Regions from separate parts of the Mus musculus genome. Here region 1 is linked to region 2. The links are chromatin contacts, found by Hi-C or POLR2A ChIA-PET in ENCODE. All regions are on one chromosome and are shown on one strand. The core of a region is the stretch at or near the end of the contact, and the rest is flanking DNA. Distances in the headings are between cores, read along the strand shown.

The links. A loop is a pair of places that touch in the nucleus more often than their neighbours do. ChIA-PET counts read pairs that join two places held with the same protein, here RNA polymerase II (POLR2A).
Region 1: a map of left cerebral cortex shows a loop between it and region 2 (3-fold over the local background). The contact joins the promoter of Gckr here to the promoter of Zfp512 in region 2. A Hi-C loop is called at or near these places in 6 of 37 maps with a recorded cell type or tissue (heart and left cerebral cortex). POLR2A ChIA-PET finds 5 or more read pairs at or near these places in 1 of 5 experiments (embryonic stem cell).

Annotation. Positions count from the first base shown.
Region 1 is chr5:31,294,211-31,298,829 of GRCm38, reverse strand. Gckr (glucokinase regulatory protein) reads right to left here and starts at 1,267. Exons shown (of 19, transcript NM_001374741.1): 1 at 1,151-1,267; 2 at 510-665; 3 at 48-116. The coding sequence starts at 1,210. Fndc4 (fibronectin type III domain containing 4) reads left to right here and starts at 2,898. Exons shown (of 7, transcript NM_022424.6): 1 at 2,898-3,297; 2 at 3,473-3,617; 3 at 3,709-3,824; 4 at 3,996-4,200. The coding sequence starts at 3,497.
Region 2 is chr5:31,450,141-31,454,257 of GRCm38, reverse strand. Zfp512 (zinc finger protein 512) reads right to left here and starts at 1,822. Exons shown (of 14, transcript NM_172993.3): 1 at 1,681-1,822; 2 at 1,045-1,103. The coding sequence starts at 1,710.

The sequences.
Region 1 (4,619 bases), core at 18-2,517, 150 kb after region 2:
GGAACAGAAGTGTTTGGATGGATGAGAAGCAGGTGGGGAATTTGTACCTTCAGCACTTCCTGGACCTTGCCAGCCACTTGCAACATGGTGGTCAGAACTGACTCACTGTACAGTCGCTGTAGAGAGTGGACAGGAATCAGGATGGAGAAATGGGGTGGGGGGGTAGAGGTGAGAGAAAGGCAGTGAGATGACTCAGTGAGTTAAGAGGATTGTGGCCAAGTCTGATGATCTGAGTTTAATCCCAGGGACCCACATGGTGAAAGGACAGACTGATTCCCAAAAGTTGTCCTCTGACTTCCACACATTTCCTCATGGAACAAATCCTTCCACATCACAAAACAGATAAATAAATTTTAAAAATGGGAATGGGGAGGGGAGGAAGAAATGGAAGATGATGGATTGAGATTGAAGGAGAGGGATCAGGATTTCCTGTATCAGGAGGGTAGAGGTGGAAGTGTGGCCGACTTGACATCTTTATTTGCAGTGTCTGAGATTTGACTGTGGGTCACCTGGTAGGTGGGCATGATTTGCCCCTCCTCCTGGAATATCTCAGCATCACACTGCCCCAGCAGTTGAACAATTTTCTCTGCATCTGCTTTGTCCAAGTTCCGGGTCAGTGGGTTGGACTTCTCTGTGATTGGCACAGCTGCTTCATACCCTGACAACTAGAGACACACAAGGGTAGGGACAGAAAGCCAAAGTCTGCCTTATGCCTGCTGGACTGGAGGTGGGAGTGGCAGGAGGCCCAGTGTTTGGCTTAGATTCACATACTTCACACACACCGACTTGTGCACATACATGCACACATAAGGCACACACCATTCACATACTAAAAACTTAGTCTTCATGTGATGTTCTGAGCCTATTAGGAAAGGAAGATCATAAGGAAAGGTAAGGGGAAAGGTGCCTATCATGGTAAGTGTGCCTGCAATTCAGGCATTTGGAAAGTGAAGCTGCAACAAAGGGATCAGGAGTTCAAGGCTATCCTCAGATACATAGCAAGTTTGAGGCCAGCCTGGGCTAGACCGTGTAGCAAAAGAAAAAAAAAAAAAAATAGAAGAGGGAGTAGAAGTCCAGAGCTGAGGCCAGTCCAAACTTAACAGTATTTTAGGAATCAGAAGAGAAGGCTGAAATGGAGAAAGAACCTTACCTCCCATTCCCCAGGCTCAGGGGTCTCGATCACATGCTGATACCGCTTGGTGCTTGGCATGGTCCCACACTGCAGACTCTCCAACCCGCCTGCCTCTGCACTCACGCAATCTGTTCTGGCCCCAATAATTTGCTTCCAGTTGGCAGGGTCTTATCTGAGCCATGGAGATGATTAACCTAAGAACCCTGCCTCTCAAAACACCACCCCCTACGCCCCTCTCTTCAACACCCGTTCCTGTCGCCGGGGCTTCCAGCCCTCACAGGAGCTCCTGAGGGTCCTCTTTGCGTATACTCTGGCTTGCCAGCCTCTGCCCTTGGAGAAGAGGACCAGACGTTCTTTGCTTTTGCCCTTGCAGAACACCCAGGTCAGAAAGAATCCCTGAACAAATCTGTGGCCCAAATGCCTCCAAAGGCCAGAGATCAGGGTCAGTAGAAGTCAGAGGACTCAGGTCATGGCTTGATCACATGTCAGCATGCAGTCCTTCCCTGCCCCACTGGCTCATTTTATCTGCTCCTCTCTGAAAGAAAAGCAATAGACGCTTCTGGACCCCAGGTGTGCGAACACTGAACTGGATATCACAGAGGAGATGTCACAGAAATAGAAATACTGCTAAGAACAACGAGGACCAAGAAATTGCCCTAAATACCACAGTCTCTATTTCTCCTGACCCACTTTCTCCCAAATGGCAGACATCATTGGATACATGGACACATGGACACATAGATACATAGAAGCCATTGTTGGCATTGTTTTTAGATGAGGAAACAGCCTCAGACAAGTGGTTGGCTATTTAGGATCACACAGATTTCATACTCAGCTAACATATGAAATAATTTAAGGACCTAACATGTCTACATGTTTACTGAATGAATGCAACAACTAACAAGTTGTTGAATAATACTTATTCATACAGTGACAGAAGGTTTTTAAAGACTCTTGTTGCCGGGCAGTGGTGATGCACCCCTTTAATTCCAGCACTCGGGAGACAGAGGCAGGTGGATTTCTGAGTTTGAAGCCAGTCTGGTCTACAGAGTGAGTTCCAGGACAGCCAGGGCTACACAGAGAAACCCTGTCTTGGAAAAAAAAAAAAAAAAAAAAAAAAAAAAAAGACCCTTGTCCAGTGTTTGACACTATTGATATTCTAACAATTGTTTCATGTTTCTATGCTTTAAGGGTAGAAAACCTGAGGTGTGGGTTAACCGATTTCTCTCAAAGGAATGTGTTACACTCACACCCACGGGGGGGGGGGGGGGGGGAGAGAGAGAGAGATCTGCTTTTAAATTGCTCTTATATGCCCAGCCCTCTTTTTAATCCTTTCTAGTTCTTATAATGATGCCAGGCACATAGAAGATGATCAGTAAATATTTGCTGAATAAACGAAAGAGTGAATGAGAAAGCGAATGGAATCAAATCAGATCATGAATGGAAAAGAGACTTAAAAGCTGACGCAGTCTCCAAGAGGTTGTTAAAACAATAATTATCTCCATCATCCTCTGCTCGTGGCCCCCTCCTGCATTCGGAGATGGAATGCCTCTTCCTAACTTGGCTAATTTCATGCGGGGAAGGAGGTGCTTTCTCAGGTGCACAAGACCCTCACACCTGAGCCTGTCCTGGTGGCTCTAGTCAGTTAATCGGCTAGAGCAGGGAGGGTGAAGGAAGGGATAGGGGCCCCGGCAGGCCGCCATAGGGAGGGTCGTGGGAGGAGCCCAGGGAGAACGTGGCTGGGGGGAGAGGGGGGAGGGATGACGGCGGCGAGACAGGCCAGCGCGTCCCAGCCCGGCTGCAGCGGAGCGCGCCGGGCCAGCTCTGCAGAAGGCGGCGGCTGGCTCGCCGGGACGGTCACATCCCGCTGCAGGGGACCAGCTTTGGCCGCCGCACTGTCCTCTGCACCGGGGACGCAGGCCTCGCTGGCAACGCCCCCCGCTCAGAGTCAGACCACGCGGGGCCCTTGGGAAGGCCGGGGGGCCGGCAGACCCGCCGCCCGCGGCCACTCCGCCTCTGCCCTCTCTGCCCGCAGCTCGGCCGTCGCTGCCCGCCTTGGCGGGCCGGTGTCAGAATGGGGTAGGGCCAGCGCCAGTCTGGCGATGGGCCGCCCTCTGGGCACCGAGCGGCCCCCCGAGGCCTGACCGACCACGAGGACCCGGGAGGTGGGTGTGGGCTGATGAGACCGCGCGGGTGGGGGCAGGGGTGGGCACCCGGGTTATGCGGAGGCGGGAAAGGCGCGGGGGAAATGGGCTGTGGGCCCTGAGAAGCCTGGGAGAGCTGCTGCATTCCACTTTCGTGATGGGCAGCTCCTGACCCCTCAACTCCTGTCTCCTCTAGGATCCTCGTCTGGATGTCAAGCGAATGCCTCTGGCCCCTCCAGCGAACTCGGTGGAAACCATGGCTTCTTTGATGCCTCTTTCCCCATATCTGAGTCCCACGGTCCTCCTGCTGGTCAGCTGTGACCTGGGTTTTGTGCGAGCAGGTAAGTGAAGAGGATGCCCGCAGTGAGGGGTCTGTCAGAGCTAGTGTGGAGGTGAAACCTCTTAACCTGTTAACACTCGGGCACCCCCCAGACCGACCTCCCTCTCCTGTGAATGTGACGGTCACTCATCTCAGAGCCAACTCAGCCACTGTGTCCTGGGACGTTCCAGAAGGCAACATCGTCATTGGCTACTCCATTTCCCAGCAAGTATGAATCACCCTGTTTCCCCAACCTGTGCCCTTGGGTCTCTGAACATCCCTCCAGCTTCTTCTTCTTCACTATTCCTTTTGAGTTCTTGGATGTTACAGAGTCCTGAGTTAAGCCTGATGGCGAGGGACTGAGGCTAGGCTGCCGTCCTTTCTCTACATCTCCTTGCAGCGACAGAATGGCCCGGGGCAGCGTGTAATCAGAGAAGTGAACACCACCACCAGGGCCTGCGCTCTCTGGGGCCTGGCTGAAGACAGTGACTACACAGTGCAGGTTAGGAGCATCGGCCTCCGGGGAGAGAGCCCTCCAGGGCCCCGTGTGCACTTCCGCACGCTCAAGGGTTCTGACAGGCTGCCCTCCAACAGCTCCAGTCCAGGTAAGAGCCTGTGTGAGTGGCCTTTTACCTGGCTTTAAACCTCACATTTACTTGCTTAAGGCTAACAACTGTCTAGCTCAGATGAATAGGATGATTTAATTCCTTCTACTGCCAGGGAAGGAAAGAAAAACAGGTGGGCAGGGGACCAGCTATAGAGACACTGCTAATGAATCCTTTGGGGGAAGGGCTTTTAAACATCCTTTTACACAAAGTCCCATCACATCGGCCATATCCTGATTTAAGCAAGTTCTATAATCACCCTTTACTCTCTAAATGCTACCCACCAAAGGTTTCTCCCTGAGCAGGGCCACCCCATATCTCCAGGCTCGGTGCAATGATGGACCCAGCCTGACTTCAACCTCCAGCATTTCCCTTCTGTATGTGACAGAGCTCTTCAGTGGGTCCTTTGTAACCCAGAG
Region 2 (4,117 bases), core at 573-3,072:
TCTTTGCGTGGACTATTCTGGTAATACTGAAATCATCCCTTTGCTTCCCAAAAGTGGCATTAAATTCCACTATAGGAATATTTACTAGCAGTTGCACAAATTAAAAGCGTAGCACATGCCTGTGATCCCGGTACTGGGAAGGCTGAGGGCAGAAACTGCAAAAGTTAAAGTCCACCCTGGCCGACACAGTAAGCTCCTGGTCAGCCTGGGCTACATAGTGAAACCCCATCTCAAACAAAAATACAAGTGTGTGGTGGCCCAGGCCTGTGATCCCAGCACTCAGGAGACAGATGCCTGAGGACTACAAGTTACAGGCCAAGCCAAGTGTCACAGGGAATTTCCAGATAGTGAGCCCCTACCACAAAAAAACAGTTTTTTCCTATTATACTGTATTGTATTGCCGTGATTACCCAATTCATCTGTTGAACAGACAGCTCTGTTGTCATGCCTGGGTGCCCAACCTACTACACAGCTTGTTCAGAGCAGACATCCCGTAAGTGTTATCTAAGTGAATGAACTCACCCCGGAGGTCCAAGTTAATAAAATCTTTCTTTTGTGTTAGCCATGGCAAAACTTAGCACATTCATTACACAAAACAATAAATCAGGGCTGCAACCAAGTAGCTTAGAAATGTAAAGATTGCTTATAGCTGTTTTTATTTCCCTCCCCAGTCCATCAAATTAATTATGAGCACATATTTGATATGGGGGGCAGAGGCCACGCAGGAATACCACTAACTGAAACACACACTCCATTTTTATTAGACTGCATCTTTATTGCAAGCCAGGTTTTCTTTCCCCCACACTAGGATTTTATCTGCACTGTCCAATCCCGTAGCTACTACCTACAGATGGTTATTGAAGTTTTAGTCCATTAAAATGAAATAGAATTTGTAATTCGGTTCTTCAATTGTACTAGCCACATCTCAAGTGCCCCAAAGCCATACCTGTCTGGTGGCTATGATGCTCCACAGTGCAGACACAGAACATCTTTAGCAGCACTGTCTACACCATTACAAAAATGTCCTCAGAAAACCTCACTTACTTCTTAGCTCCCACGATCCTGGTGCTCCTCTGCTGCTTAAGGGATGTGGGTCCCGGGGTCTAGCAAATCACAAGCACAGGAGTGAGTGCTAGGGACCTTTGAAGCTCATCCGCAAAGAGATGAATCCCCCTTGTGCCTAGATGTGAAGCTGTCCCGAGCAACTACTTCAAATGGACTGAAGGAGACACTTTTTAGGAAACCTGTGCCATTCTATTTATTCACAATGTAAAGACGGGTTGACAATACCAGAGTTTTCATCTTTGTCCATTCTCAAAACCCTATCCTAGATAGAGGCTTGAAAAGAAAAGACGAGGAAAAAAAAAATATATATATGATATATACATATGTATCATATATATATTAAAAGAAACGGGAGGCACTGGGGATGCTGAAGGAATATAAATAATTACAATGTGTCGAGGAACTCAGTCCAAGGATACGAGGACTAAGCAATAAAAATAAAAATGGGAAGAAAAAAGGCGGTAAGTGGATCTGATATAAAAGGGTGGGGCCTAGGATTGGCTCCGGAAAAAAAAAAAAAAAACAACTCTGAGTACAAAACAAAAGCAAAGGACCGCGTGTTCTCAGCTCGACAGTTCTATTTCTAAAGTATAATGGTCACACCAAGAAACTCACGGCGGTGACTGCACCGAGTCTGGAAGACATCACTCCCCCTCCACGCCTAACAATTTCACCCAAGGGCTCCGGACAGACCAACGCCACTTCCGCTCTCCTCGCCTCTCCCGGATGTGGTCTCAGCGGCGACTAACCCTGTTCTGAACACCTACTTCCGCCTAGCTGCTTCCGAGGGGGCTGCGGCGGGAAAGGAGTCACGTGATAACTCTTCTTCGGCTTCCATTGAGACCCCGCCCCCATAGCAACAAGGGAGTAGGCAGGCCTTTGGGGCGTGAAGGTTGGAGCAAATGGGAGGAGTCTGAATATTTAAGGGGTCCTCCCGAACTAGCGTTTGCACACCTACTCCCACCCATCCCACAAGTGGTTTTACAGATGCAAACGAAATTCAAATCGCCCCTTTATTGATCTTAAATTAAAGACCCATTCTCTTCTCCTTCCCTCCCAGATATCTCTTTCTTTGCTCAGGTGAGGGACAGAACTCTCCTTATCCACTAACTTCTGGCCTCCAAACTTGTCTAGCTTTTGGATTTTTTTTTTTTTTTTTTTTTTTGGTGCGGTCCCTGAAAGACATGAACACTTTAGCCAAGTTACATCTGGATCTCTCCAGCGGATGAGTCTGGAACAATGCCTGTTCTTAGAAGAAGTGGGCTTGATCCAGAACTATGTCCTTTCCAACCAGAGGGAACGGAAAAGGATCTTTCAGAGAAATTACCATGGCTCCTTTCTGAATGACTGCCCAGTGACGTCCACGAGAGACTGAGATGGCTCGTTTTTGAGGGACTGAGGCATCTCAGAGAATAGAGAGTCTGCTGACTCCTCCCTGAAAGACTGTGTAGACTCTTCTTCACAGAAGGAATGTGCCCTCTTCTCTCTAGAAGTCTACAAGGGCTTCTCCCTGAGGGACTGTGAAGGTTCCTTCCTGAGGGACTACAAGGGCTCCACCTCAAGTGACTTCTAGGGCTCTTCCCTGAAGGACTTGGAAAGCTACTCCCTGAGGGATTTTGAGGACTTCTCCTTGAGGAACTGTGGCCTCTCCCCTTAAAGAGACTGTTATGTCTTCTATCAAAGAGCTATGATAAGTTCTTACAGAGGAACTAAGACTGTTTCTCTGGGAGGGACTTTAATGACTCTGATTTCATCAAGGAAGTAAACTCAGCCCCGGTACAAGAGACAGACACATGCTCAGTGACTTCCTGGAATATGTCGCTGAACTTTGAACTAGTTTTCTTGACTCCCAATCTACTACCAGAGTATTGCTGGATTATGGAAGATGTTGAGCAGAGTGTTGACATCGTTAAAGGCATTCTTTTCTCATTACTGTGACATAAAATATGTCTCTGAATATAGTTTTTAACCACTGAAGTCTGAGAAACAGTCCTTGAAACCCTTTCTAGCAGGCTTTGAGAAAATACCATTAGTTCAGCTGGAACCCCAAAAATTAAGAATAGATTGGTAGATGTCCATAGTGGAGCCTTCTGTTACAAATGACTGAAAACAAGGCTTCCTTTCCATAGTGGTTCCCATGACATTCCCCAGCATTAGCATACTGGAGAGGTATTTCCTAGGTAGTCGCTGCCTACAGACATGACTTTCCCAGACATTCTGTTGTATGCCCAGGAAAGAACCGATAGAGCTTCTTCGAGCCCCTAATCCAGCCTGAAACTCCTCTGTTAGTAGTTTGAATGAATATGAAGAATACCTCTGGAATTCCTCCATTTGGCCCTTTTCAATTCCTTTCTTAGATAAGACATTAATATTCCAGATCTCAGGATATGGGTTTCCCTTGGTGTCTCCTGTCTTATCAGAGGGTAGATTTGGAAGGACCAAGGGACGAACTGAAGATTTTATTATAATAGTGTCTGTGTAGGACTTTGAAGACTGCAAAATTCCCAAACCAAGGTTTTCCATACCAAAAACTCTTGAAACTTCAGGCGCCACAGAACCCTGAAGGTGCCCTAATTGGGTTGTTTTATCAACGCTTGAAAGAAATGGGGCTGAAGGGCTGTGTATGAAACAAGATAAGGAGTTCTCTGCCTGTAACTGTACTGATGTGATCATCTCTGAGTCTTTACTCTGATTTGAACCCTCCATTTTCATTAATTTACGAGATTCTGGTGTGAGGCCTAGAGATTTTTCAGCCTGAAGCCTATGTTCATGAGTTAACAATGTAGGATCCTTAAGGGGAGATGTTTGCTGAAATATTAAAACTGCAGAAGTCACTTGAATATGGGCCTTTGGAGTTAACCCTGCAAGTTTTACCAGTCCTTGAAGATGTGGTCTTGGGTGTAAATTCAAACACTCCTTTATTTTAATGCTTGATCTCATGGTGAGTTCTGATGCCACTTCTTCAGATTTTACAATCAGAACCAGTGGTTTGGGATTTAATACAGTCTTTATAATTTGAAAGCCTGGTTGTCCTTTTGTTTCTAAAACCTGA